Regions from separate parts of the Homo sapiens genome. Here region 2 is linked to region 1. A link is an interaction called in ENCODE POLR2A ChIA-PET data of the cell type or tissue named here. Cell type or tissue: Caco-2. All regions are shown on one strand. Links, peaks and the distances in the headings refer to the core of each region. The heading gives the core; the rest is flanking DNA.

Region 1 (14,919 bases), core at 4,515-9,514:
AAATCCACCTTTGTTATCATCTAACGCCTGCCTTCCCTGACTTGACATCAAACCAACTTCCCCCTACTGTCTGTGCACCAGCCATTATGACCGTATTTCTGATCCTCAAACTTGTTTTAATTTTGTCATTGTTGAGATGAGATTTCCCTATGTCACCCAGGCTGACTTTCCCAGGCTCAAGCAGTCATCCCACCTCAGCCTCCCGAGCAGCTGGGACCACAGGCATGAGCCACCATATCTGGCTAATTTTTTTTTATTTGTAGAAACAAACTCTCACTATGTTGCCCAGACTGGTCTTGAACTCCTGGGCTCAAGCAATCCACCCACTTCGGCCTCCTAAAGTGCTAGGATTACAGGTGTGAGCCACCACACCCGCCCCCTAAAACTTGTTTCTAACAGGAACTTTGCACTTACTCTTCCATCTGTCTACAATGCTCTCTTCAAACCTCAGCTGAAATGTCACCATCCCAAAGATGCTTTTCCTGTCCCTTTGTCTAAATTAGTGCCTCTCCCTAATCACTCTCATATCACTGTTTTATTATCTTTATTGCATTTATCAGGTTCTGGAATTATCTGCTTATTTATTTAAGTCCTTGTTGCTAGTCTGTTTCCTTCCACTAGAATGTAAGCTCCATGTGGACATGACTTTCTATATGTGTTCTCTTCTGAGTACCCAATGCCTGGCACGTAGGGGTACAATAAATGCTAGCTTTCTCTCTTTTTAAAAATTCCTGTTATGATGCTTCTTTGAACTGTTTGAAGGCAAAGACAATATTTTTTCATTGTTCCCTACTGCTTAACATAGTAGGCACTCAGTAGTTTAATTGCTGAATGAGTTAAATGAGCTAGTACATATTAAATGCCAAGAGATGGGGTCTTGCTATGTTGCCAAGGCTGGTCTTGACTCCTGGGCTCAAGAGATCCTCCCACCTCGGCCTACTGAGTAGCCAGGAGTACAGGCAGGTGGCAGCACACATCTCACCTCATTGTTTTTAGATTTATCCTCTGATCTTTTCTAGTCCTTTCTTCTCCCATTCTTATTGGGAGGGAAGAGGAGAGTAGGGCTGGGCTCCCTCTCAGGAAAAAGAAAGGAAAACAGCCATCCTATAGCTGTTCTTCCCTGAAAAATGGTGACAATTTCAGGAACTTGGGACAAGGCTGGTGCCAAGAAAGGGGAAGGTCAGGAAGCCCCAGCCGAAGCCCAGGTAACCTGCACCAAGAACACTGGCCGGCACCCCCGACCCTGGCTTACTGCATTCTCTCCTGAAGCTGCTTTTACTTTCCTTCCTGAAGCCAGACTCTCGGTGGTGCTCAAAATAAACACTGGCACAGACTGCTCTGGAGGCTGGAATCTTTAGAAAGGAAGTGCATCCTGTCCCTCTGGCTCCTGGGAAACTCCTAGACTGGCTGGATTCCCAGTAGGTTTGGTTGGAAGTCTGGGATCCTGGGAACCTTGACAAGAAAGTAACTGGAATCTGACTGGTAGATCTCTAGGGTGATCTGTTCCTCTGGCCCTCTCTAACTGGTTCCATGGGTTTGCTTGTCTTCCTCGCTGCCCTGAGTGGAGCTGAGTCTCAGGGAGGCTGATGAGGTGACCAGGGCAGGAGTCTGGGAGACTGCCTCCAGCCCTGGTTCCTGCTATAGTAAAAATGGCAGGGAGGCCAGACGCGGTGATTCATACTTATAATCCCAGCACTTTGGGAGACTGAGGTGGGCGGATCGCCTGCGCTCAGGAATTCGAGACCAGCCTGGGCAGCATGGTAAAACCCTGTCTCTACCAAAAAAAAAAAAAAAAAAAATTAGCTGGGTGTGGTGGTGTGCACCTGTGGTCCCAGCTACTCAGGAGGCTGAGGTGGGAGGATCACTTGAGCCTGGGAGGCAAAGGCTGCAGTGAGCCGAGATGGCACCACTGCACTCCAGCCTGGGTGACAGAGTGAGACCCTGTCTCTAAGAAAAAAAAAAAAAAAAAAGAAAGCAAAATGGCAGGGACTTAGCCTCTGCCAGGGAGCAGTGCTTGGGCTTGTCAGGGAGAGAATGAGTACGGTCGTGTTTCTGCTATTGTCTCCTCCTGGGCTGTCTCAGCTGGTTCGTGTCTTCTCTTCCCTCTCCCATGTACAGCACTGAGATTATGAGGCTCTGGCCTCCACTGGCCACTCACTCGTGACCCTTTCCACCACGGCGGAGCCTTCCAAGCCTACCTCCTGCCGTGTGGTGATCTACCTGCAGCGGGAGATGTCGGGGGACACCTGCCTGTGCCCAGCCTCAGGGGCCAAGCCCAAGCTCAGTGGCTTCAAGGGAGGAGGGTTGGGCAACAAGTATGTCCAGCTCAACGTGGGCGGCTCTCTGTACTACACCACTGTGCGGGCCCTGACCCGCCACGACACCATGCTCAAGGCCATGTTCAGTGGGCGCATGGAGGTGCTGACCGACAAAGAAGGTGAGGCACTGGGGCTGCCGCTCGGGGTGGGGAGGGCAGGAGGAGTTCCCAAGGAAATGACCAGATCTAGAATTCAGTCACTTTTCCTCTTCACTTTATGTAGGGTGTCTTCACCTGGAGTCCCTAGTAGAGCTTCAGAATTCTGTGAAATTGTATATGGAATGCTGTGTTTATGCATTTTCCAGGAAGAAGAGCCATACTTTTAAAATATTTAAATAGGACAAGATTCTCATAGGAGCCGTCACCTTAAGACTGGGCAGCGGGCAGAAGGCCGGCAGTGGCTGGTGGTTTCTGTGTTGGGCTGGGCCTGGTACCCTGAGCCTAGGCCCCTGTGGCTTCTACAGCCTGGAGGGCTGTATCCCCCGTGGGATGTGCCAGTTCTGGGTTTCAGAGAGGAAGGGTGAAGAGCAGCCATGGGCCTGAGTGCTAGAACCTCCATCCCCGCCTCTGTCACCCTGCGTAAGGGCTTTGTGCTCGTGGACCCCCTTCCCTGCCACCTGCCGCCAGCTTGTCAGGTGGCCTTTGCCTGCCTCGGAGGTACCTGGCGGCAAACTAACCCTGTAGGGCCTTCTGCACCCCTAGGCTGGATCCTCATAGACCGTTGTGGAAAGCACTTTGGCACCATTTTGAATTACCTCCGAGATGACACCATCACCCTCCCTCAGAACCGGCAAGAAATCAAGGAATTGATGGCTGAAGCAAAGTATTACCTCATCCAGGGGCTGGTGAATATGTGCCAGAGTGCCCTGCAGGTACATGGGTGGGGCGGAGCAGGGCGGGCAGATGAGGTCAGGAGTTGCCCCCTTCTTGTGGGATGGAGGACTCTGGTTCCTGGCAGGTTGTGTGGGAGGCGTGGTTGATGAGTGCAAACCTAATGAGACAAGTGAGATGCCACCCAGGCCCACCAACCTGGCAGCCAGGTGTTCACACTTGGCAGCGTGAGTAGGCCCTGCTTCTGGTTTCTATGCTTTGCTACCCGGATTTTAGGGGGTTTTTCTGTTTTTGCTTTTGTTTCTGTTTTTGTTTTTGTTTTTTGAGACAGGGTTTCACTCCTGTCACCCAGGCTGGAGTGCAGTGGTGCGATGTCAGCTCACTGCAACTTCTGCCTCCTGGGTTCAAGTGATTCTCGTGATTTGGCCTTCAGAGTAGCTGGGAATGCCAGCATGCGCCATGGCACCCAGCTAATCTTTGTATTTTTTGTAGAGATGAGGTTTCACCATGTTTTCCAGGCTAGTCTCGAACTGCTGGGCTCAAGTGATCTGCCTGCCTCAGCCTCCCAAAGTGCTGGGATTGCAGGTGTGAGCTACCGCACCCGGCCTGGATCTTGGGTTTTCTAACTGGGGGTCTGCTTTCCAGCTGGCAGTTTCTATTGTCAGGGGCCTCATGATCTGTATCTGACACTTCCTCACCAAGCAGCGGGTGGCCATGGCAGAGGGGCTCCAGAGGTATACCTCGATAAGCCTGGGAAGCAGAAGATCCTAAAGAGGGTTCTCTGTTCTGTGTCGCACAGGACAAGAAGGACTCCTACCAGCCTGTGTGCAACATCCCCATCATCACATCCCTAAAGGAGGAGGAGCGGCTCATCGAATCCTCCACCAAGGTACCAGGACCTCTGAGGGGTGCGGGCCGGGGATGCCAGTCCCCTGGCCTGGCCCCTCACTCTGAACTCCTTCACAGCCCGTGGTGAAGCTGCTGTACAACAGAAGCAACAACAAGTATTCCTACACCAGGTAGGGTGCGTCACAGGGCTCAACAGACACTGGGCAGCAGACCCAAGGAGTACTGCCTGTACTCCCAGCACGGTCGGCGTGGGTCTGGGCCTGGGTCTTGGAACTGGCTGTGCCAAGTTGGGGAAAAACAGAAAGTAGAAGGGAAATTGGGACAGAGGCCTTTGGAACTCAGCAGGGTGCCCTGGCTGGGATATAAATGATTGAAGGTGAAATGCGCCCTCAACGTGTATCACGAAGGCAGCATGGCAGGTGTTTTCACACGTGTCATCCTACCGGGTGGAGGGGATGCTAGGAGGCCGGTGAGCTGGGAGTCCCCCAAGCCAGCCTGTGCAGTTCACACTGGGCCGATTCCCTCCCCACACCCTCCAGGCCATGTCCTCTCCATAGGCCACAGTTAGGTAGACGCAGGTGGCTGCAGGTTCAGAGTCCCAAACCCTCCCTATGATTCCCTGTGGCCAGGCATATTGCCACTGTCACCCCCACAGTAAGGGAAGGAATGCCTCCCACTGACATAGCAGCCTTGTCTCCTTCCTTCCAGGGTTAGTGAGGGGAGACCTCCTTCCTCAGCTGTCCCTACTTTGACTTAAAACCAACTGAGTTCCTTTTCCTCACAGGCCCCCCAACCCAGAGGGTACCCTATGATCCTTTCTCTCCTGGCCCCCTGGCATCTTGCTTTCATTTCGGCAGGACAGGATGGGGGAAGGGAGGGAGGGGAGGGCCCCACTTGTCTAGCACCCTCCCTTGGACTGGAACCTCACTCCCAGCCGCTTGGCCCTCATGTTTTTTTCAGCAACTCTGACGACCACCTGCTGAAAAACATCGAGCTGTTTGACAAGCTCTCCCTGCGCTTCAACGGCCGCGTGCTCTTCATCAAGGATGTCATTGGTGACGAGATCTGCTGCTGGTCCTTTTATGGCCAGGGCCGTAAGCTGGCAGAGGTGTGCTGTACCTCCATCGTGTATGCCACGGAGAAGAAGCAGACCAAGGTGTGGGGGATTGCCCCTGCCTGGGTAGGGGAGGACACACACCCACTGTGCGGGGGACGTGGTCGGGCTGTGACCAGCACGGAGCAAAAGGGGCATGGACTTGGCTCTTTTTTCCAAACACGGTAATGGTGCTGGGCAAGGACAAGGCCAGAACAAGGGGTGTGGGGAATGGACGGGAACTGCTTTGTTCCTGACAGCGCAGGGCAGGGGCCGTTGACCACCAGGAAGTAGCCTAGTACAGTGGGAAGGACTGGGTCTTTGAAGTTGGCCCAATTCAGGTTTGAACGCTGGCTCACACCACTTGCCAGTTTTCTGACTTTGGATAAGCCACTTAAGCCATCTGGGCCTCAGGTTCCTCATTTGCAGACATGGGGATGATAGTATGAATTTAACGAGATATGAAAATGATACAACTCTTTGGAGCAGCAGTGTGGTGTAGAAACAGCTTGGGCTTTCGTGTTAGAATGCTGTTCAGATCTCCTGTCTGAGCCAGGGACACAGGTGGGCACAGCACTTGAGCCCAGGAGTTCAAGACCACCCTGGACAACATGGTGAAACCCCGTCTTTACAAAAAATAGAAAAATTAGCCAGGCATCGTGGCACATGCCTGTAGTCCCAAGTACTCAGGAGGCTGCTGTGGGAAGATCCCTTGAGCCCAGGAGTTTGAGGCCAGCCTAAGCAAAATAGCAAGATTCCACTTCCAAACACTTTTAATAATAATAAAATAAAATCTCCTTACTGGCCCCAACCAGCTGGGGGTTTCTGGCTAATCAACTTAGTGCCAGGTACACAGGAGGCATTTGATAGGTGACAGTCATCACAAACTCAGGTGGCCCCTCTCCCCCAGGCTGCAGTCAGTTACCCCAGAGAGTAGCTGCCTCCTGTGAGTGCAGGTCCTGGAGATGATACGCTGGGGTGGATGGCAGGTCATCCAGGAAGGGCCATGTGGGTGTGAAGAGCTCAAAGTAGCCAGACTTGCCAAGCAACTTGTCGACCCCCAAACTACTCCAGGTGCCTCCAGCTGGGAGATCTGCAGAGGGTTTGGGGAAGGCCAACTTACAGGTGGCCCTGCTTCCTTCTGCGGTTTTTGGTGTAGGGGTGGGAGGGAGGGCGACAGGTGGTTCCTGACCCTATCGGTGGTGAAAGGGTTCAGGGGCAGGTCTCCAGTGGCTGGTGATGCTGCGACGGAAGTGGCAGCGCACCTGGCATCTTCTTAAGTGTGTTGTCTTTCATGAACTCGTGTGACCCCTCACAACATGCCTGTGAGACACGCAGGGCTAGAGCCACTCTCCCCATGTGACAGATGAGTGAACAGAAGCTCAGTCCAACAGAGCAGGTCTGGCTAGAATTCAGGTGCTTGACTGCCTTCCCTTTCTCCTTCCTCCAGGCAGGTCATGCCGGTGACACACTGCGTCAGGCAGGCAGAGAAAGGCAGCATAACCACTCAGCATAGCAGCTGCTCTGTGTATGCCTCTGCTTGGTGGTTTGCTGTGTGCCAATCTTCTGCTAAGCAATCACATCTTTCCCGTAATGTTGACAGCAACTCTCAGGGGTTGAGCTGAACCAACCTTTTGTACATATGGGAGCTGCAGCCCAGAAGGGTTCAGCCCAAGGCTCCACAGCTAGCAAGTGGTAGAGCTGTGTTGGGACCTAGCTCTGGCCCACCCTCTATGCCCACTAGTCCCTTGGTCTCAGGCTGGGGCAGGGGTGTGGAGGATGTTGGTCTTCCCTGTCCTCATGTCTGTAGAGTACATCCCCTCACCCCGCCTTCGGAGGGAGGCTGGCTTTCCCTGGAGACGGACCGCCACCTGTTTTATGAGAGGTAGCGGAGGCCTTATGGAGCCTCAGGGCCAGCCGCTCTGACGCATGGCTTCCTCTTGAAGATGAAACCTTGCTCCACCTTCTTCCTCCCTAACCCCAGGTGGAATTCCCAGAGGCCCGAATCTATGAGGAGACACTCAACGTCCTACTCTATGAGACTCCCCGCGTCCCCGACAACTCCTTGTTGGAGGCCACAAGCCGTAGCCGCAGCCAGGCTTCCCCCAGTGAAGATGAGGAGACCTTTGAACTGCGGGACCGTGTCCGCCGCATCCACGTCAAGCGCTACAGCACTTACGATGACCGGCAGCTCGGCCACCAGTCTACCCATCGCGACTGACCAGACCCTCAGGGAGTCAGGGCACGGGAGGCCCTATCTCCCATCCTGTGGAACCCGCCCCATTGGCCACCCCATGCTGCTGCTGCCTGGGTCTCTGCTCTAGCACCCAGAGGCATGACAGGCCCTGCTCAGAGGTCAGAGGGTCTGGGCAGAGGAGGGACCACATTCCCCTGCCTTGCCCCTGAGCACTTCTGGAGACTGCGTCCTGTCCTATCTGCTCACCATCACCCTTCCTGCCCGACGGAGCTGCTTCTGCTCCCTGGGGCATATGGACTGACCCACCTCCTGCTGAGAACCTTCCCCTAGGCCCTGTGCAGAAGGCTACTGCCCCTTAGGCCTCAGCTGGGGGAAAGGCAGTTCTGGTGCTGTAGAGGCCCTGGTGCAGAAAGTGGGACGTCTTTTTTCCTAAGGTGTTTAAGCACAGGCTTGATAAGTTTGGTTTTTAAAAAATAATCTAGGAAATGAATAATTCTAAATCTAGTAATGAGGAAACTGAGCATTTCTTTTGCCCTCCAGGGTGCCAAGACCCTACATATGACAGAACCCTTGGCCCTTCTCCATGCCTGTGGGATCTGTTTCTTTAAAGCACTTTGTACTGTTATTCAGGAGGTTGATAATCTCCTTGACCCATGTCTTTCTACCCTAATCCCCACTTCCCTGCAGAATCAATCTGAGGGAGGGGATAAAGAGGAAGCAATAAAAAAAAAACATCCGACAGAGCAGCTCTGGCTTTGCAGCCTGGCCAGCAGCTCAGAGTGCACCGAGGAGGGAAGGATGGCTAAGCTGGGACCGGCAGTCCTCACAGGGTGCCTGTGAGAAAGGACATTTTACCCCCACATCATAGTCACATCACTGACTCCTAGGTCTAGCACGACTGCTCTTTGTGATTCTCTTGAGTACCCTTGGCTTCCAGCCATGCTGTCCTCACATACGGTAAAGCCAAAGAGCTGTCACATGGGCCAGAAACATGAGCCACGGCAGGAAGACCGTGGAGCCCGTGGGCACTGCATGGTGTTGGCTGGCATGCCCATCAGCTGAGGACAGCAAACTCCCAGCAGCCCCTACAGAGGTGGCACATGCTTGGCCACACATCTACTCCCTGCCCACACCATCTATGCTCTTGGTTGGTGCTGGCTGGGATGGCGGTTCTGCCCAGTGGTGTCTCTGAGCGCGGGATGACAGGAGCAACCGAAGCACCCTGAAGGCCTTCACTCCTTGTTGGGTAACTCAGCCATGGAGATGCCAAGCACTAGCCAGGAGGTGAGTTCCTCTTTAGGGCTTTGGTTTTCATTCCTTTTTGTTTGGCTTGGCCAAACCAGAATTCAGCTTATCTGAATTATTTTCCAAAGGAATGCTGTCAGGGAGGGACTGTTCTGCCAGCCTAACAAAGCAACGTAGCCACGTATAGTACCCACTTTCTGCTCTTTGGAGAGAACACAGGTTATCAAGTTCATCTCTCTTGACTACTCTTATGATAGCTGATGCCACAGAGCCTATGGGCAAATGCCAGACCCAGGGTTAGACACAAGGACCTGAAGTGACATGACGGCGGGACAGGGGAAATGTGACTTTCTAATTAGGCATTTTATGTTAGTCACAGTCTTGAATGTATAAACAGCACTAAGACTCTCAGGTCAGGTACCTTGGTGATCAGCTACTAGTTCTTCCAGCCCTCATTGAGGTAACAAGATAAAGACAAATCCACTTCTTTGGCCAAATTCAGGCTTTGGCTTTATGACTTTCCCACAGAGACTGGAATGCGTCAGCCTGAGACCACTGGCCTATTTTCTCAGCTGCCCTCTTGAGGTCCTTTAACACTCAAATTCCCAGCTCCCCACTGAGGTGTTGTGATGCTTGCCTTTTGACCTCCCCATCCCCTTTAGTCCCTGCTTACTACTTTGACATTCACATCCTCAGTGTCTCAGTCTTTTTTGCCGAGAAAGCACAGTAGTCTGGGACTGGGCATTTATCTTCTCTGACTGAAAATCTCTCCTTGGTCTTAAGGAAAATACTAACATTGAACTCACTGACATGATCTTAGCTTCTTTAATCAGACTTTGTGACTTAAAAGTTTGGGGGTTTTCTTTGAAAGTTTCCAGCCCTATTCAGAAAGCAACTCTTGGCTGTGTGCATTTTTCAACTCCAAGCAGCCCAGGGGTAAGTAAACAAAGTATGGATGAAGGTCAGATTTTCTTGTCAGTTTCTGAGAAACCTGGCAGCCTGCTGTTAACAACACAGGCCAGTATTGGGTTTTATTGAATTTGGTATGTGACCAAGGTCGGCCTAAAGGATGGCGCAGGTCCTGGGCAGGAAAGAATTTTTCCTTTATCACATAACTGTAATATTTGGTTGCTCAGCATAAGTGATGGAAGCAAACACTAATTTCTAATAAAATTGTGTTAAACTCAATGGTACAGAGCCATGTTTACAGTGAGCAGGCCTTGACCAGCTTGCGGCCATGGGCTGAGTTCCTGTGCTTCTGTTTATCATCTGACCTTGTGTTCTAGCCAGGTCGTAAGCGCGACTGTACTGTTGCCCTGCAACCCCAGCTCCCCCTGGAGGACTAAGGACAAGAATAACAAGGGCTGGAACTGTGATTTAATATTAATTCAAGAAAACTACCTCTAACAATCACTGCAGTGGCGGAGGAAAAGAAATCCTAAGAATTGGGGCAAGATGCAGCACAATTCATCTCTGGCTCTTGGAAATCTGAGAGAAGCTCAGGAAGTAGCTTGACTTAGTCATCAATCCATACCTAAAGCTGCTCCTCAGCCAAATTCCTGCATTTGTGGTCTGGATGCTTGGCAGAGTCATGCTGAGGGCTGGCACACCCATTGCTCCAGGAAACCCGACTGGCTTGCCTCCCTCCTCTCCTGGGCCTAGCGAGGCCAGAAATGGCAATGGTCGGTCAGTGCTAAGAGCCAGGCCACTCCGACCCTGACACTGGCCTCCCTCTCTGCATTTGGCAGAAGGTAAAGTGAACAAGAGTCCAGTCCAGCACCCCCGCCAACTAGCTGAGAGGCACAGTGACCCTAGGAGATGTCCAGCCAGCCTCCAGGCTGAGAGGGAAACAGGCACATGCCCTACCAGGGGGGCAGCTCCCTGGAAGGGCAGCAAAGAAAGCAGTCAAGGGCGCACACTGGGTCAGAAGGGGAGCCTGAGACTCTGGGAGCAGAAATGGCAAGGGTGGCCAAGCGTGCACTGGTTTACTGATCAAACCTCACGTGACAGGCCAGGAAACTCCTCCAGGCCTGTGGCAGCTGAACACAGTTCCTTGGTGGAGAGGTTTACTGGAACATGGTGTAGGCAGGGCTTATGAGGAGGCCAGCCTTGGAGGTGTCCCACATGGGTCTTCTGAAGAAAAGTTATACCACCCCTCCCCACAAAAAGAACCCCACAATCAAATTAAGAGACCCACTGTGGCCCATGATGGGGAGAGAAGAGTTCTGCAGCAATTGTGGGATGAGAGTTGTTCTTCCCGGTGACCAAGCCTGGGCACTTGGGGCCTCAGCTGGCCTACCAGTGAAGGCCTGAGGGTGGTGTCTTCTCATCTTTATTGCTTTCCAGGGAGAAGGGAGGAATCCGAACATCAAAGTGGGAGCCATCAGGTCTTTCAAAGCGGAACGTGCCCCTACAGTCAGAAAGAAGCTGGTTTAGAAGGAGCCAGGGCTGAGGCCTCCTAAGGATCTGGATGGCCCCATGCCCTCAGCTGCCAGCCACAGAGGACATGTGAGCCTGAGCTCTCTTCTATCTCTAGCTCATGACAGGATGACTGGTCCAGAGACCCAAGAGCCCCTCATGGTTATCCATGAAAAGAAAAACACAGCTGCAGTGGCTCACGCCTGAAATCCCAGCATTTTGGGAGGCTGATGCCAGCAGATCACCTGAGGTCACCTGAGGTGGGGAGTTTGAGACCAGCCTGACCAACATGGAGAAACCCCGTCTCCACTAAAAATACAAAATTAGCCGGGCGTGGTGGCGCATGCCTGTAATCCCAGCTACTCGGGAGGCTGAGGCAAGAGAATGGCTTGAACCTGGGAGGCGGAGGTTGCAGTGAGCCAAGATTGTGCCATTGCACTCCAGCCTGGGCAATAAGTGAAACTCCATCTCACAAAAGAAAAAAGGAAAACACAGCTGTCCAGATTCTGGCCTTTAGATACATACTGCATAAGCTAGCCAACTGCATTTTCAGGTAAAGGAGTGAAACACCAAGGGAAAAAACCCAACTATACAAGCAATTCTGCAGCATCAAATCACCAGACCTCTTTAGCCTAAGTCCTCAGTCCACAAATCACAGGGTACTGGGAAACAGGCGGTAATAGAAAATCAGACAAGTCCCACACAACAATATAGCAGATAAGGCTCCCTCTAAGAATGTAACTTGGCCCAGAGTTAATGGCAAGCTCTAAGCTCTCACTTTTCTGACCTACAGCTTCTGTTTGTGGAGCTGGGTGGCCCCTACTGCTGTGCACACTCACTCACCACATGTGCCCACTGGAAGCCTGCAGCGAGACGTGGCTGCTATACTGGAACGCAGGCTGCTCCTTGGATAACACTGGTTCCTGTAAAGGTTTAGGCAAAATGGGTCAGGCCAAGCCCCAGGGACATGTTTCCTGCACCCCAGGGTTACATGCTGACTGCCAGTTCATCAAGACTGGATGTCCCCTACCCAGCCACCACCACAGCAGGCACTCCCATAGCATGATACACTTCCTGCCAGTACCTCCTCCCATAGATGGCCATTTGGCTGGGCCTTTTATGCTGGCTCTGGGAAAGATAATCTCAGACTGAATGTCCGAAGGCACTGGGCAAAGGACCTCCTCTGCAGCCCGGGGAACACAGTGAGACCCCATCTCCACAAAAAAAAAAAAAAAAAAAAAAAAAATTTAAACTAACCAGGCATAGTGGTGTGTGCCTGTAGTCCTGCTACTCAGAAAGCTGAGGCGGAGGATTGCTTGAGCCCAGAAAAGTAAACTATGGTCGCACCACTGCACTCCAGCCTGGGTGACACAGCGAGACCCTGTCTCTAAAAACAAAGGACCTCCTGTGGAGATATCCCCTCCAGTGTCCATTCACACATGCTGGCGGGGACCACGGCAGGTACTCTGCAAACCTCTGCTGCTTTAATTCTCCTAATGATCATAAGATAACTGGTGTGATCCACATTTTAGGAGTAAGGAACTAAGATTTTGGTTAAATAACTTGCCGAAAGTTATGCTAATATATAACTCAGCTGGAATTTGAAGTGACTACCTAAATCCAAAGCCTTGTTCTTATTCACTTGCCCAACTGCCTCCCCAGTCCTCGCTGACTTTGATAAATGCTTGTTGAATGTGGCCCCTGACACCAGTACTGCTTGTGACTTTATTTCTCAGGAGACAGGGTTGGGTAGGCAGGGATTATAAAATCAGATCTCTTCAAGGACCAGCAGAGGATGTAAACATGTAAAGGGGCAAAGAGGCAAGACCACAGGGATTGGTGGGGGTGTGTGCCCCACCTAACGACATTCAAATTTTAGTTTTTAAAAGACACTATACCAGTTTTAAAAACTACACAAGTTTTGACTTCAGACTCACTTGGGTTTAAATTGAGGCCCTGCCACTACTAGCTATGGGACCATGGGCTGGTTATTTAACTTCTCAGTCTCACTCTTTTCATCTATGAAATGGGTTTCAAGAAACATATCTCATGTAGTTGTTTTAAGATTTCTAACCCAAAACAACACAATGTATTCACAAAGTGAGCCTCTGTCTATAACAACAAAGGAGAAGGAAGCCATGCGCTAAGCCCCCAGGCTTGCCACACAGGACCAGAATTACTAGACCAAGGATGCTCACCCTGCCCACTACCCCTCGGCCTCGCACTGTCTCCAAGGTGCCAGAGAGACTGAATATCCTCCAGTGCCGCTCCCGGAGCTGTACCACATCACTGTCAAGGTTCTCCAAACGGATACAGTAGCGCCACTGAGGTGGGTGTGGGAGAGAGAGTTTAAAAAAAATAAAATTTGGGTAACCCTCCTCAGAATTCTGTGCAAAGCAAAAGTCAACAAAGCTGACACATGCACTGCACAGGTTCCGCTCTCGTCAGAAGGTGGGCTCCCCCACCTCCACCCTGACCCCCAGGCACACCCCACAAGCTCCCCTTCTCCCAGACAGTGACACTCACCCAGTACACGTGGGAATTCTGGGCTTCCTAGGGAGAAAACAAAAAGAATTTAAGTCCCACAGGGCAAGACCAAGTGTGTTCCAATCAACATCTCTCCAGTGCAGTTGATGTATTCCAGGAAGGTTGCAGACAGACCAAGCTGAGAGTATCTGTGGGATAAGGGTGATAGCTGAACCATGGCCTACACACCCACAGGGAGGCAACATCCCTGTATCCACTCCTGGCCTCCCCACTCCTCATCCCTTCAAGATCACCAACAGAGCTGGATGCCAACAGAAATCAGTTACAGGGCTCTTACCTTTTTCACTGCCCTCCTCACCAGCCCTGCCCCCTATCCTTGCTGCCCTGAGCCCCTGTCCTCCTCCTGTCTCCCATTACTGTCCCTTGCTATAATACTTTAAGTTGGCCTCCTCCACTACTATAAGGTCCTGGAAGACAGGGACGGTGTTTCATTTATATTTGTATCCAAGCATGCACTGACTATACGTACTTTTCTGACCTATAGCTTCTGTCTGTGGAGTTGGGCGGCCCCTACCACTGCACATGCTTACAGCCAGGCGATGTGTAAGTGTCTATAATGTGTAAAAAGTGTTATGCCTACACTGCTTTAAATAATTATGTGTATATTCTTCATAAACATGGCTCCCTTTGAGCAAGAGGGAAGAGACAGGATAAAGGATTCCTTCCTGGGACCTATGAGTTTTCCTGCCCGCTCTAGGTCTTGGTGTCAGCCACTGTCTAGAGGCTACTCAACCCCACCCAACACATGCCACCACTTGGAAGCAGAACCACAGGGACATGGTTTATATTTAGACTCCCTTCCCCCGGCAGTCACCTTAAGGACACCATACACCTTGGGGCCTACCCCTGCTAGAAGGGGTCCAGGCTGGCCACATACCCTCATGCCCATGTAGAAGGGGATGACAGTGACACGTATGTTCTCAGTTGTTTCCCGATGAACATCGGAGAGCTCCAGCCAGGGGTGATTCTTCTCTTGCCAGGCCCTTAGCGTCTCCCGAGCCACAAAAGGAGGTGCTGGGGCAAGATACAATTGGTTAGTCCAATTGTGTGTTGTGGATACAATTGTATCTAGTCCAATCACACAATAGTCCAGTGCGATTGCCCCTCCTAGAAAACCCTCCCTAGTGGTGGCCCAGGCAAACAAGGTGCTCATACATGAAGCAAAAGTTCAGGCTGGAAGAAGGCACAGGACTGCTACCAAGAATAAGCCCTGAGGAGCTAGTGTGATACAATGGGAAAACAATCGGACTGGCAGTTAAGAGCCCTGGTTTTCAGCCCTCACTCTGCTACTAGCAACCTTGAGTCCCTTGTCATCATCCCTGATCCTCAGTTTCCATATCTGTAAGGAAATAACTGCCATCTGTCATCTGTCAGGTATGACACCTATGAGGCATGACAGCTCTAACAGGAGGTTGAAAAGGG
Region 2 (14,919 bases), core at 3,920-8,919, 280 kb before region 1:
CTAGAATGAGGTAGCTGGAGTGCAAATCTAAATGGCTTGTGACAGTTAAGGAAGTACATAGGCAACAGTTACTGGTTTTCTTGATGCAGCTGATATCAGTATCTTCAAATAAATCACTGACTTAAAGTACCTCAGCAGGAAAGACATTAAATAGGGACACCGTAATGTTTAACTGGTATAGGTGCTGAAGGTCTAGTTATCAACATCTATCAGCTTGTCTCTGTAGGTGGGCAAACTTTAAATAACTAGTTTTTGTACCCTGATTTTCTTTTCCTCTTAAAGTAGATACTCATTCTTGAAGACAATCTGTTTCTTTCAATGCTAATGTAAGTGCTTATAACCACTTGTGACATGTTCTCTACCCACCGATCCACTAAAAATGATGAGAGTTTCGAAGATTCGGGTCATGTCTTAGTTGCTTCTTCAGAGCCTAGCCTGGTCCCATGATGGGTGCCTGTTGGTTGCTGAATTGAAAGCTTCTAGGCTGGGCATGGTGGCCCATGTGTGTATTCTCAGCTACTCAGCCTACTTAGGAGGCTATGGCAGGAGGCGCTTTTGAGCCCAGGTGTTTGGGATTTTAGTATGCAATGATTGCTCCTGTGAATAACCACTGCATCTAGCCTGGGTGACATAGCAAGACCCATCTCTATGTAAAAAAGGAAGAAAGTTTCCAATGCTGAGTTTGTATGTGATGGTGACTCTGAAAGAAGAGTACCGTCAGCAGCCAGGCGCCATGGCTTACACCTGTAATCCCAGCACTTTGGGAGGCCAAGGCAGGTGGATTGCTTGAGCTCACGAGATCAAGACCAGCCTGGGCAACATGACAAAACCCCGTCTCTACTGAAAATACAAAAATTAGCTGGACATGGTGGAGTGTGCCTGTAGTCCCAGCTACTTGGGAGGCTGAGGTGGGAGCATGGCTTGAGGCCAGGAGGCAGAGGTTGCAGTGAGCTGAGATTGTGCCACTGTACTCTAGCTTGGTCAACAGAGCCAGATCCTGTCTCAAAAAAAAAAAAATAAAGTACTATAGTTGGTTCTTGCCATTATGTATTAAAAGATCCCGATTTCTTCACACACTGGCGGAATTTTTATGAGAGGACACTTGTTATTATTTATTATTATTATTATTTAGACCCAACCCGATGGTATTGGTTTTGTTTTCTTATGTTTGGATTTTTTATTTTTTTTTAAGAGTGAGAGCTCTAATCTAAAAATAGTATATGGTAACCAACTATGTCCAGAAATAGTCCTTTATTTTGAAAAGAAATAGTCCTTTATTTATACTGTTTTCTATAATCTACATAAAGTTAAGAATGCTATTGAACTGTTTAGGGAAATACCCTTTTCTTTGCAGTACTGTGATCTATGTTAGAAAAATAGAGATCCAGTTAATAGAAACTGTGTCCAAAGTCTTATCTAATATATCAAAACATACCAAAGTAGTCTGCGATGCTAGAGTAGAAAAAAAAGTTCAATTCTAAGCTCTTTATTCTGTTTTATAAACGTATGAATAAATGGCAATTTAGTGTATACTAGAGATCCTTTTTCAAATTAGTGAACAAAGAATGGTTTATTCCAGTGGTATGGTGGCATATGTTTAACAACAGGCTCTCTGAAAAATAAAAAAGCTGTAGTTTAGGGTTTGCTGATCTCTGTGGTGTAAATACTATAATGGCCAATTTCAAACCACTAATGTGAAGTCACTAAATGCTGAATTGGAGAAAGATATGCACTAGCACGCCCTTATATGGTATTTTCATCATACAGATAAAATAGGTGTTAGATAACCTTAAGAGCATAAATCATAATAAAATAACTAGGGAGTGATGATTCCTAAGTATTTGTTACCTTTGTTTTAAATATGATTTATTTTATTCTAAGTTTATATAACATAGTTTTTTATGGTTATGTTTCACAGTCAGCTTACAAAATTCCAGAAAAATGTAACTGTCATGAGCAGCATGCACCAGTCCCAGCACACTGGTTTATTTTGTTGGGATACTTAGCAAGCAGTGGGGAAGAATAAAGTTTATATTCATTATATACAAAAATGAAGTCCAAGTGGATTAAAGATTTTAAGAAACAAAGCCAAAAAATAAGAAAATATAACTTTTTATAATCTTGGAGGGAAAGACACTATTGACTTTAAAGCAAGAAAAGAACATCAGATTTGTCTATGAAGACATCTAAGATGTGTATTTGGTAAAATATACCATAAAAAAATGCCTAAAAGAAAAAGCAAAATCTAGGGAGAGGATATTAGCAATATATGTGAAAAATAAAAGTTAATATCTTTAATATTAAAAGAGCTCTCTTTTTTACTTTTTAAAAATAGAGACAGGGTTTCACTATGTTGCCCAGACTGGTCTCTAACTCCTGAGCTCAGATGATCCTCCTGCCTCCGTCTTCCAAAGTGCCGGGATTACAAGCATGAGCCACCACACCCAGCCTAAAGAGCTCTTAAAATCAACAAGAAATACACTTGAAGAACCCAACAGAGAATGGGCAAAAGCTAGAGAATGGGCACATAGAAGAAATACAAATTGTTAAAAAACATTAAAGGATTTCACTTTCGTTAATAAACATGCAGAAATAGATAACACTTTTAAACTGCTAGATATTTTAAAGTAATAATCCTAGTTGTTGCAGATGTAGTGAAACACACACACACTCAAATTTTTTATGATAGCATGGATGGATGGAGTCTTGATTGGAGAGCAGTTTCGCAAAATTGAATGCACACGCTCTTTGGAGCAATCATTGACCTTAGATACAAAGATATATTTATAAGGATGTTCATTTACTGTTATTTATCATCCTCCCAGATTGAAAGCAACCTAAATGTCTATGAGTAGTAGAGTGGTCATCTTTGAAATATACCCACAATTTATTAAATGAAAATCTGTATCAGTGACCACTTAAGATGGGGTCTGGCTCTGACACCCAGGCTGGAGTTCAGTGGTGCAATCATAGCTCACTGCAGCCTTGAACTCAGGCTCAAGCGATCCTCCACAGCCTCCTGAGGGCCAGTTAGTTTTAAATAGACTCCTGTAGTAATCAAGTTGCTGAGAGTTGGAGGTTGATGTACGAGTTTATCCAGTTTCAGTGTTTTACCATTCTGTAATTCTATGAGCTATTTTTAAAAGGTGTCTATAACCTTAAAGTTAGAAGCAAATTGAAAAAAAGACATTAAAAGAAAAATGGTCTTGAACGAACCCAGAGATGATTTTTCTGCTGCCTTAGTTATGTATGATTCAACAGTGCTAGTGACAAAAGTAGCACCAGCTAATTTGTGTGATATTTCAATGTCACTTGAGTTTCTAACGTGAATTTGAGAGTAATATAAGTTATTACATGGTTTGTGGAGGCCTCAGCTGTAAGACACTTCATGGTATCTGGATGTCTTCTAAATACCACAGAATACGAAAGTGGCTAATGAGAGTCTGTTATTCCTTAAAACTAGAAATGCAATTTTATTTCCTTAGAAGTTTTATTTTGTAACTTGAAGATAGAGGAGACACAAAGAGGTCATTTTGTCTGGTATACTAGATTAATGCCCTAGTAATTGGTGATTTCTACCTCCAGTTTTTCTGTACAAATTTCTCAAATCATTATTTCATATATATATACATATATACACATATACATATATACATATACATATATAATATATACATATATACATATACATATATAATATATACATATATACATATACATATATATAATATATAATATATACATATACATATATATAATATATACATATATACATATACATACATATATACATATATATACATATATATATATATTTTTTTTTTTTTTAAGAAAACAGTGCCATCATGTCAGCTTTAGTTCAAGCAGTTGCTTCCTCTTGCTGGACTTTCCATCCATCTAATCCCTGAGCTGGGGTTCCAGACCTGGAGGTGCCTTCTGACACTTAAAAAAATGCCATGTACTTTAGTGGGGAAAGTTTCGGAAGTGTTGCCCGTTAAAACTGCATAAATAAGACTGGGATATTAAAGTGTCAGAAAGAGAGAGCGAGAGTTATAGATGGAGCAGCCTGTTGGCATTTTTCTGAGGATGTCTAGAATGGTGACTCCATAGTCCTCATTTAGTGGCTTAATTCAGACTTTTATTGCCCTCATGATCAAAAGAGTTCTGTGTCTAATACTAACTTTTTGACCATTTCCTATCATTTGGTTCTCTTTTTCTTAATGTAAATACCATTATTGAACTTCATATAACACTTAGGAAGCTGCTGAAGATGACTGAAGTTTCTTAAAATGACTGTATAGATTTTTAGTCCTTTTAAAAATCAAAACCTGGAATTGTACAGTGTTTTAAGAAAACATTTTTAAAATTTACTATAATGCATGCTGTTCAGATAATGATGAAAAGTTTAATATTAAAGCCATGTGTATTATAATCTGAGTCACACAACAAACCATAGGATAAATAACGTTTTTCTTTTTTGAGACAGTCTCATTCTATTGCCCAGGCTGTAGTACAGTGGTGCAGTCACAGCTCACTGCAACCTCTGCCTCCCGGGTTCAAGCGATTCTCCTGCCTCAGCCTCCTGCATAGCTGGGACTACAGGTGTGTGCCACCACATCCGGCTAATTTTTGTGTTTTTAGTAGAGATGGGGTTTCACCATGTTGGCCAGGCTGGTCTCAAACTCCTGACCTGAAGTGATCCACCCACCTCAGCCTCCCAAAGTGTTGCGATTACAGGCGTGAGCCACTGCACCCTGCCGGGATAAATAACTTTTATCAAAAATTATTAAATTAAGACAGATTGACGATATTTTTATTTTTTATTTTGGTTTTTGAGACAGCTCTGTCGCCCAGGTTGGAGTGCAGTGGCACGATCGTGGCTCACTGTAGCCTCAAGCTGCCCAGGCTCAGGTGATCTTCCCATCTCAGCCTCCCAAGTAGCTGGGACTATAGGCGTACACCACCATGTCTGGCTAATTTTTTTGTATTTTGTAGAGATGGGGTTTTGTTATGTTGTCCAGGCTGTTCTCAAACTCTTGGGATCAAGCTCTCCGCCCACTTTGGCCTCCCAAAGTGCTGGGATTACAGGCATAAGCCATGGCGACTGGCAACATTTTTAGTTTTAAGAAGTCATTTCTTATCTTTTTCTCTTTGTTACATTGTTAGTCTGATAACACAGTGAGAACATCTTAACCTCAAATAAACACTGTTGAGTACTCTCAATGTTGGATACTTCAGTTTATAGTTTAATATGGCATCCAAGAGGAAAAAGAATTTAAAATCGAGGATGATTTATATATATACACTTTTTTCATCAGTCTATTCATTTTCTCATCTCATTTCTCGGGGTTTGGGTTTAAAAAACAATCAATTTTTTGAACTGTTTTGTAAAAAGTATTCACTAAAATTTAGCTCTCCTGAGGGGAGGTAATTTTACCATCTGATAGTTCTTTTATGTTTTGTCTCTGTTTACATAAAGTTCCTAATTCCTGTTCTCCAAAGATACTGCTTATATAGTCAAACTTGTAGAAGTTTTATTCCCTCACCCTCATAAAAATTCAATTAGTAATATGGAACACCTTATTCCTCACTCTTTATTCTCTGGAGCTTTGCGACAAATAGGAGGTTAGCAGAAAAGAATTGTGACAAAATGAGAAAGGCTTAGAAGTGCATTTGGAAGCTAAGAATAATTAAACTGAACGAAATGAGACAAGAGTGTTGATTTACCTGTTGAAAAACTGCAAGCCTTGACAAAAGGTAAAATAATGTTTTATGGAAAACCTACCAAAGTAATGGGTCTGTTCTTTAGCCCTTTGAATAGTTTAAATAGCTGTGATTTCAGTTCAGTAGTTGGGTGAATGTTCAGGTTTGAGATGTCAAAATAATCTACTGAACATAAATATACGAGTTTGCAACACTTTTAGTGATAATTTTTCAGGAACATAGTAGGCTTATCAAATTTGCTGATCAGAGGAAGTCAAGAAGGATGGCTAACATAGTAGTTAACAGGTATTCAGAGAGCTGAATTTAGAGTCATCTTTAAGTTAGCAAACTTTTTTTTTTTTTTTTTTTTTTTTTAAAGAGACAAGGTCTCACTGTCTTGAACTCCTGGACTCAAGTAATCTTCCCATCTTGGTCTCATGAGTAACTAGGGCTATGGGCATGTAACACCAAGCCTGGCTAATTTTTTTATTTTAAAATATTTTGTGTAGAGACGAGATCTCTCTGTATTGCCCAGGCTGCTCTCAGACTTCTGGCCTCAAGTGATCCTCCTGCCTCTTTTCCCAAAGTGTTGGGATTATATAGGCTTGAGCCACTGCACCTGGTAGTTAGCAGACTATTTATTGAAGGCCTGTATACTAGGCTTTGAGTCCTGAGGGTAGACTGGGAACAAAATTAATATCATATGAAGCAGGTAAGACAGACATTTAACACATTATTTTTTAAAAAAAGTTTTTCAGGGATGGGGTCTCATTATGTTGCCTAGGCTGTCCTTGAACTCCTAGGCTCAAGCAGTCCTCTTGACTCAGCCTCCCAAGTAGCTGGGACTACAGGTATATGCCACTGGGCCTGGCTTAAACAAATCATTTTAAATGTGCAGTCTTTTAAGATAGTCTACCTAGATTCACATTCTGCTGTTTTTTATTGGCCATGTGCCTTTCGGCAAATTGCTTTACTGCTTTGTGTCTCAGCTTTCTCTTCTATAACATAGGGGTTATAATGGTACCTATCTTAGGTTCTTATGAAAATTAAATGTGATAATGTGTATAAAATGCTACAGTGGCTTGCCTGTAGTCAACACTCAATAAATATTAGCTGTTTTAATTGTTATCTCTTAGCACTTTCCATCTTTGTTTTATGGAGAAAAACAGTGATTAATTAGAAAATCCTAATTTAACCTAGTCCAAATTATAAGGTCAAGGAAGCTTCCTTGACATAATTCCTACCCGGGAGAAACTTATACTTGAATATTTATAAACAAATTGCAATAAAGATATATAAATACAGATAAGTACAGAATGGTTACTGTGGGAAGATATAGATGGGATACCAAGGGCCTCAGTTTGTACAATTCTGATGTGACAATGTTTACATTATGTTATGAATGGTACCCCCCTGCAGTTGGCAGTGTAGTTTTTTTCTAGGCAGTGTAGGCCTGATTAGGGGAGTGATATTTGAGTTAAATTTTGATGATGACAGGGGATGAGGGAGAAGGGCAGCTCAAGCAGAGGGAATTTCATGTACAAAGTCAGTGAATAAGAGATGGCAGTGTTTGGGGACCTGGAATTGGTTCATTATGGTTAGAATGTAGGATGAATGTGATCGCTAAGAGATGAGAACAAGAGGTTGGATTATGAAGGACCCTTTTTGCTTTATTAATACCTTGAGATTTTATCTGAATCTGGGAAGCTATTGAATGACTTAAATGATTAAAATGATCAGATTTATTTTTAGAAGGTGGCTCAGGCAATACTAAGAAGAATGGTTTGGAGTAGGAACAGGTCTAGAAGCTGGGAGAAGGTAGTTGTAGTAGTCTAGGTGAATGTTCCTCCTAGTGTGGACCCAAACTTTATTACAAATTGGCAGTGATAAATAAAAACATTTCTCCTTATCCCATAACTTGCTTGAGGCTCATTACTAGATATTTAGAAACTTTCATGGCAGTTTGACATGGTTCATGGTATATAACCTTTGTTGGGCCTTCAGTGTTCTCTAGCAAGTCTTAGACTTGTCTCAAGTCAGCTCATTTCTCCACTGCTCACACAGCTATTTCTAACCACTACCACTTTCCTCAAGTTCCTACTCCACCTCTTCCTCAGTTTCTACAGATGACTTCATTCCCCTATTTCACAGAGAAGATAAAGCCAAGGGATGCAGGAACTGGGTAACTTCCTGTTACACCCACAGACGAAGTTATGTCAACGTAGCTTTCCTTTACTTTTCAGTCTCCAGATCCTGTTCTCTTCCAGTTTTTCCAGAGGCTTTACTCCACTATTATCTTCTTTCAGGTGTTCAACCTCTGCCCCTCTCCCTTTCCTCTTACCCTGTAAACTTACTGAAACCTCATCCCTAAATTCAACCCTCATCCTCTAGATTACCAGTCTAACCTCTTTCTTTCCCTTCGCAGCCAAGGTCCTTGAAAATGTAGTTGTCCATCACTGTCTCTGCCTCTTCATCTTTCATTTATTCACAGTCCACTGTGCAGTCATTTCTACATATACCATATACCATACAGCCCAAACTGCTCTGACAAATACATGACCTGTTATTAACTAGCAGTTAAGTACCAAATCCAGTGGGCACATTTCAGTCCTTACGATTTATGTTGCATGTACTAATAGTTTGTTCTTGTTCATTGTATTAATATATCACAACTTTAAAACCCTCTTCACCTGTTGATGGACATTTAGGTTGTTTGCAGTTTTTGGTTATTACAAATAAAATTGGAATGAATATTCATTTACAATATTTCTGTGGACATAGGCTTTCATTTCTCTTGGGTAAATACCTAGGAGTGGAATGACTGGTTCAAATTATATGTTCAAGCTTAAAAGAAACTACCAAACTGTTTTCCAAAGCAATCGCAATTTGCATTCCCACCAACAAGGTATAAAAGTTCCAGTTGCTTGTGAGCATTTGGTGATATCCAATTTTTTCTTCCTAATTTTAGCCATTTTAATAGGTATGTAATACTGTTTATAGTGGTTTTGCATTTCCCTAATAACTCAAGATGTTGAGCATCTTTTCAAGTGCTTATTAGCTGTCTCTGTATCCTTTTTTGTAAAGTATCTATTCAAGCCTTTGCCCATATTTTAATTGGGTGGCTTTCTTAATAGTAGGTTTTGAATGATCTTTACATATTCCGGATATAAATCCTCTTTCAGATACGTGATTTGCAAATATTTTCTCCCAGTCTGTAGTTCCTTTTTAAAAAAATTCTCCTGAGTGTCTTTTGCAATACAAACATTTTAATTTTGGTGAAGTCCAGTTGATCCACTTTTTCTTTTCAGATCATAACTTTTGGTGTTAAATCTAGAAACTCTTTGCCTGACCCAGGTCATGAAGAATTCTGCGTTTTCTTCTAAAAGTTGTATAGTTTAATGGTTTACACTGAAGTCTGTATTTCATGTTTGGGTTAGTTTTTGTACTAGATGTGAAGTTTAGGTAGACCTTTATTTTTATTTTTATGTTTTTTACAAAAAGAACATCTATTCATTTATTGAAGTTTTAACAATTTTTATGTACATGGACAATGCTTGCACACAAAGTCAGCATTCTAATGCACTTTCATGGAGTCAAATTTGCAAAACATGCATAAAACAAATTAGAACTCTCTAACAGTCTCTATGCAATTTATATCTCCAGTATTGGAAATGATGTGAAGATTAAATACATGGCACAGAGAATTGTTTAAAAAAAAAAAAAGGCTGACAATTAAAAGTAGTGGAAAAAAATTTTTAAAAGAAAAAACTAAAAAAATTCAATATATAAAAAAACTGGCATTAGGGATAGATTTGGGCAGTTAGCATGGAGATAGTTCATAAGATCTGGTCAAACATGATGCAACTATCCTGTGATGGTGACTTTTGGGATCTTAGATGTTAGAGATTGAGACTTTGGGGATTTTGCTCTTTTGGGATTTCAACACTGAGGATTATGGCGTTCAAAATTGTGTCTCGGTATTGTGATCCAAACTGTAGGTAGACCTTCTTAAAATATATATATATATATATATGGTCTGGGCATGGTGGCTCACACCTATAATCCCAGCACTTTGGGAGGCCATGGCAGGTGAATCACCTGAGGTCAAGAGTTTGAGACCAGCCTGGCCAACATGGTGAAACCCCACCTCTACTAAAAATACAAAAATTAGCAGGGCATGGTGGTGCACGCCTGTAATCCCAGCTACTCAGGAGGCTGAGGTAGGAGAATTGCTTGAAGCCGAGAGGTGGAGGTTGCAGTAAGCCGAGAGGGAGCCACCACACTCCAGCCTGGGCCACAGAGCGAGACTCCGTCTCAAAAAAAAAAAAAAAAAAATATGGATGTTCGATTGTTCCAATACCATTTGTTGAAAAGTTTGTCCTTTCTCCATTGATTTGCCTTTATACTTTTCTCATAAAATTAATTGGCCATAGTTGTGTGTCTCATTTCTTCTTTAACCTATAGATTGCTTAGAAGTGTGTTTTTAATTTTCTTTTTTTCTTTTTAGTCAAGTGCAGTAGTCAGAAGGGGGAAAGAGTAAAATAAGGAGTTGTATTTGGAACTGACTGAACAATCAAGGGAACTTAATATCTTCAGATGATCCTGTTTTTAATTTTCAAAAATGATATTTGTTTTTAGGTTACTATCTTGTGATATAATTTTGTTGTGATTAGAATATGTGGTTTGCGTGATTGATACCATTTTGGGGGGGAATTTGTTGAGATTTACCTTGTGGCCTTGTATGTGATCACTATTTATAAATATCCTTTTGTTTTTAAAACGTATATTTATTCTGCAGTTGATTAATGTTTTGTATATGTCCACTAAAGTTTGCTAATTGTATTTTAATTTTTAAAATTTTTTCTATTTTTTAGAGACAAGATCTCTTTCTGTTGCCCAAGCTAGAATGCAATGGCATGATCATAGCTCACTGTAACCTCAAACTTGTGAGTTCAAGTGATCCCCTGCTGCAGCCTTCAGAGTAGCTGGGACTATAGGCATGTGCCACCACACCAGGCTAATTTTTAAAATTTTTATAGAGATGGGATCTCACTATGTTGCCCAAGCTGGTCTTGAACTCCTGGGCTCAAGCGATCCTCACGCCTCAGCCTCCCAATGTGCTGGAATTACAGGTGTAAGCCACACACCTAGCCTTTTTTGATGTGTTTCTACTATAGTAAGTACCACCCAATCAAGATACAGAACATTTTATCACCCCAGAAAGTTCACTCAAGTAAATTCTACCATGCATCCCCCTCCCCCTGCCCTAGGCAGCCACTTTTTTGGTTTCTGTCATCTTTGATTAGTTTTGCTTGTTCTTAGATTTTATATAGATAGAATCTTACAATATGTATGTACTCTTATGTGCGAGGCTTCTTTCACTCTACATAATGTTTTTGCAATTCATCTATGTTGCTTGCACATATCAGTGTTTTTTTCTCTTTATTACTGAATCATATGTCAGTGTATGAATATAGCACAGTTTGTTTATCCATCCTTCTGTTCCTTCCAGTTTTAGACTATTCTTACATAAGTCTTTTTATGGATATAAGTTTTTATTTCTCTAAGGATAAATATCTAGGGATGGAATTGCTGGGTTGTAGAGTACATATATATTTAACTTTATTAAGATTGCCAAAGCAGTTTTCCAAAGTGGCTTTACCAGTTTGTACTACTACCAGCAAAGATGAGAGTTCTAACCCACTTGCAAATCCTTGCAAAATTTGATGGTCTTTGAATGTAGCCATTTTAGTGGGTGTGAAGTAGTATCTCATTTTAGTTTTAATTTGCATTACCATGATGGCTAATGATGTTTGCCACATTTTCATGTATTTATTGGCTGTTGGCATGTCTTTTTTTTTCCTGAAAATTCTGTTGAAGTTTTCCACCCATTTAAATGATTGGTTTGTCATTATTATTATTATACTGTAGGAGTCTTATTTCTTTTTCTGAATACCAGCCTTTTGACAGATCAATCTATTGTATTTTCTCCTACTCTGTAACTTACCTTTTCATTTTGTAAATGATGTCTTTTGATGAACAGAAAATTCTATTTTGAGAAGTTAAGTTTATCAACTTTTTCTTTTATTATTAGTACATTTTTTGGTTCAGTATAAGAAATCTTTGTCTAGCTGGGCATGGTGTTTCGTGCCTGTAATCCTAGCATTCTGGGAGGCCGAGGCAGGCAGATCACCTGAGGTCAGGAGTTCGAGATCAGCCTGGCCAACATGGTGAAACCCTGTCTCTACTAAAATTAGAAAAATTAGTGAGGCATAGTGGCCTATGCCTGTAATCCCAGCTACTCAGGAGGCTGAGGCATGAGAATCATTTGAATCCAGGAGGCGGAGGTTGCAGTGAGCCAAGATCGCACCACCGCGCTCCAGCCTGGGCAACAGAGCAAGACTGTGTCTCAAAAAAAAAGAAGAAATCTTTGTCTAGTGCCAAGGTCATGAAACTATTCTCTTTTATTTTTTCTGGAAGTTTTAAGGTTTTAATTTTTATGTTTAGGTAAGTTTTCCATCTGAAATTAATTTTTTTTTTTTTTTTTTTGAGACGGAATCTCGCCCTGTTGCCAGGCTGGAGTGCAGTGGTGCGATCTCGGCTCACTGCAGCCTCCACCTTCCAGGTTCAAGGATTCTCCTACCTCAGCCTCCTGAGGAGCTGGGACTACAGGCACACACCACCATGCCCAGCTAATTTTTATATTTTTAGTAGAGACGGGTTTCACCATGTTGGCCAGGATGGTCTTGATCTCTTGACCTTGTGATCCTCCCACCTCGGCCTCCCAAAGTGCTGGGATTACAGGCATGAGCCACCGTGCCCAGCCTGAAATTAATTTTTGTATATGGACTAAGATAAGGGTTTGAGGCATTTTTGTTGTTTTGTTTTTTAAAATACTAATTTTAAAGTAAAATATTAATTTTAAAGTAAAATACTAATTTTAAAGTAAAACACTATTCTAAAATACTAATTTTACCTATTCTCACAACATCCTTCTTTAAGAAGATTTTTTCACCCTTATTGAATAGCCTTGCTCCACTGTGGAAAATCAATTGACTATATAAATATAGTGAAATTCTAAGCTTTTCTGTTTCATTAGTCTTTTGGTCTAGTCTTATGTTAATGCCACACTGTCTTTATATACTGTAGCTTTAGAGCAGGATTTTTCCATCTCAGCACTATTGACATTTTGGGCCTGATAGTTCTTTGCTGTGGGAGGGTCTCCTATGTATTATAGGATGTTCAGCATCATCCCTTGCCTCCACCACTAAATGCTAGTAGCCACTCAGTAGGTGTGATAATCAAAAAATGTCTACAGACAGTACCAAATGTCCCCTAGGGAACAAAGTCACCCTCAGTTGAGAAACACTATTTTAAAGTAACTCTTGAAGTCAGATAGCGTAAGTCTTCCAACTTACTTGTTTTAATTCAAGATTATTTTGGCTACTCTAGAAGCTTTGTGTTTTCATATCATTACAGAATTAGCTTGTCAGTTTCTTTAAAAATCTGTTGGGATATTTATTGGAAGATGTCAACTCTGTAGATCAAATAGAAGAGAATTTTTAAGAAAGTTGAGTGTTCCATTCCATGAACATGGTATAGCTCTCCACTTTTTTTTTTTTTTTTTTAACAGCCTTTGTCAACCACTCTGATCTCCATTTATTATAGTCTTTAATTTCTCTTGGCAGTGTTTGGGAGCTTGCATTTTAGAGGCCTTGCACATGTTTAGTTTATCACTAAGTATTTAATATTTTTCGATGCCATTGGAAATGGTATTTTTATTTTCAGTTTCACTGTCCAATGTCATTGACTAGTTGTAGGCACTCCTGTCCTGCCTTCAACCTTACATTCACTTAAGGCACCATGTTACTTGAGGGCGATCCCTCTCAGCAATCCTGCTGTATCCTACGTGAAGGCTTCATCAGAAAGAATTGGCAGAACAGGTCTGGAGAGCCTCAGGTTTTAATTAATTAAGTCAAATATCTTCAGCCAATGAAAGGTTGCTAAAAGATTATTTTGGTTTCTCTTGCCCTGCTTTCAGCATGCAGTTTACTCTTCTTTCCACTGTGACCCAGGGATGAAAAGGGCTTGGAGTGTTTTCTCTCTTAGCAAGGGCTTCTCTTTCTCTGGAGTTTAGTTCATTTACGTTCTTTGAGTTCTCAGCTTTCTTGTATACAACCACCCAACTAACCAACCAACCACCCAACAAAAAGTATGATTTCATTGCTTATCTAACCTTTTCTCCTTGTTATGCAAAGTGTCATATTTCTGTGTTCTAACTGGAAGTGGTTAACCAGTTTTCTTTGTTCTGTGTTTTGGTAGATGTTTTAACTTCTTTTTTATTTTTTTATTTTCAGCATTTCTGTTCTTATATTTTATATGTCTCTGATATACAGCATACATTTAAATTCAGCTTTTTAATCTAGTCTGACAATCTTTTAAGGGAAACACTTAATTCATTTCCATCAATTGTGCTTACTGATCTTCTTTCTTCTTCTTTTTCTTTTTTTTTTTTTTTTGAGACAGGGTTTTGCTTGGTCACCCAGGCTGGAGTGCAGATGTGCGGTTACGGCTCACTGCAGCCTCCACCTGCTGTGCTCAAGCAATCCTCCAACTTCAGCCTCCCAAGGGGCTGGGACCACAGTCACATGCCACCACGCCCAACTAATTTTTAAAAACTTTTTGTAGAGACAGGGTCTCACTGTGTTGCCCAGGCTGGTCTCAGACTGCCGAGATGAGTGCGCTGATCTTTTTAAATTTGTCCCTACCACCTTATTTATATATTTCTTATGTTCTGCTTTTCATATTTTTCTCTTTATTTGCCTTCTTTTGAATTGCTTGAGATTTTCCACCCCTTATTTGTAAGTTTCATACCTTATTTTGTTCTTTCAGTTGCCCTTGAAATTTTAGTATGCATGTTTAAATTCCATGGGTAATAAATATTGTTTATTTTCGAATCTGCCTGGTCCGTTTTAATAGTCTCCTATTCTGTCATACTTGTTCCCCCTTTTATATTTTTTCAAATACATTAAAAATATTTTATGTTTGCATCTGATAATACTCTTATCTGCTGTCTTTGTTGGTCTAATACATTGGCTCTTACTTGTAGGTGCTTGTTTCTTTGGTGATTTTGTAAAATTGTGAGCCCATGACATTAGAACTTTATTTTTTGTGATTTTTTTGAAGCAGGGTATTAGATTTTTTTTTTTCCAGAGA

Evidence for each region. ChIA-PET counts read pairs that join two places held together with the same protein. Peaks named below come from ENCODE experiments on the same cell type or tissue, not always from the same donor. Only the 100,000 strongest peaks of a DNase experiment are listed, where the experiment ranks them.
Region 2: POLR2A ChIA-PET joins it to region 1 with 10 read pairs; 2 of 35 experiments call an interaction of 5 or more read pairs at or near these places.

Annotation. Positions count from the first base shown.
Region 1 is chr17:28,337,290-28,352,208 of GRCh38, forward strand. TNFAIP1 (TNF alpha induced protein 1) reads left to right here. Exons shown (of 7, transcript NM_021137.5): 2 at 2,119-2,437; 3 at 3,020-3,189; 4 at 3,948-4,037; 5 at 4,115-4,167; 6 at 4,958-5,153; 7 at 7,075-9,720. The coding sequence starts at 2,233. The coding sequence ends at 7,311. It overlaps POLDIP2 (DNA polymerase delta interacting protein 2), which reads right to left. Exons shown (of 11, transcript NM_015584.5): 7 at 14,375-14,511; 8 at 13,477-13,503; 9 at 13,149-13,274; 10 at 11,794-11,873; 11 at 9,344-10,942. The coding sequence ends at 10,828. It overlaps LOC124903963 (a long non-coding RNA gene), which reads left to right and starts at 10,941. Exons shown (of 2, transcript XR_007065687.1): 1 at 10,941-11,040; 2 at 11,744-12,209. RefSeq lists enhancers at 6,899-7,402, 7,906-8,409. In Caco-2, for the core only: no CTCF peak of the experiment used is centred there; DNase peaks (open chromatin) are centred at 6,067, 6,503, 6,892 and 7,304.
Region 2 is chr17:28,058,122-28,073,040 of GRCh38, forward strand. The region is part of intron 1 of NLK (nemo like kinase); the gene reads left to right. Among named protein-coding and RNA genes, the nearest start is that of NLK, 23 kb to the left of the region's middle. RefSeq lists enhancers at 65-114, 175-274. In Caco-2, for the core only: no CTCF peak of the experiment used is centred there; no DNase peak of the experiment used is centred there.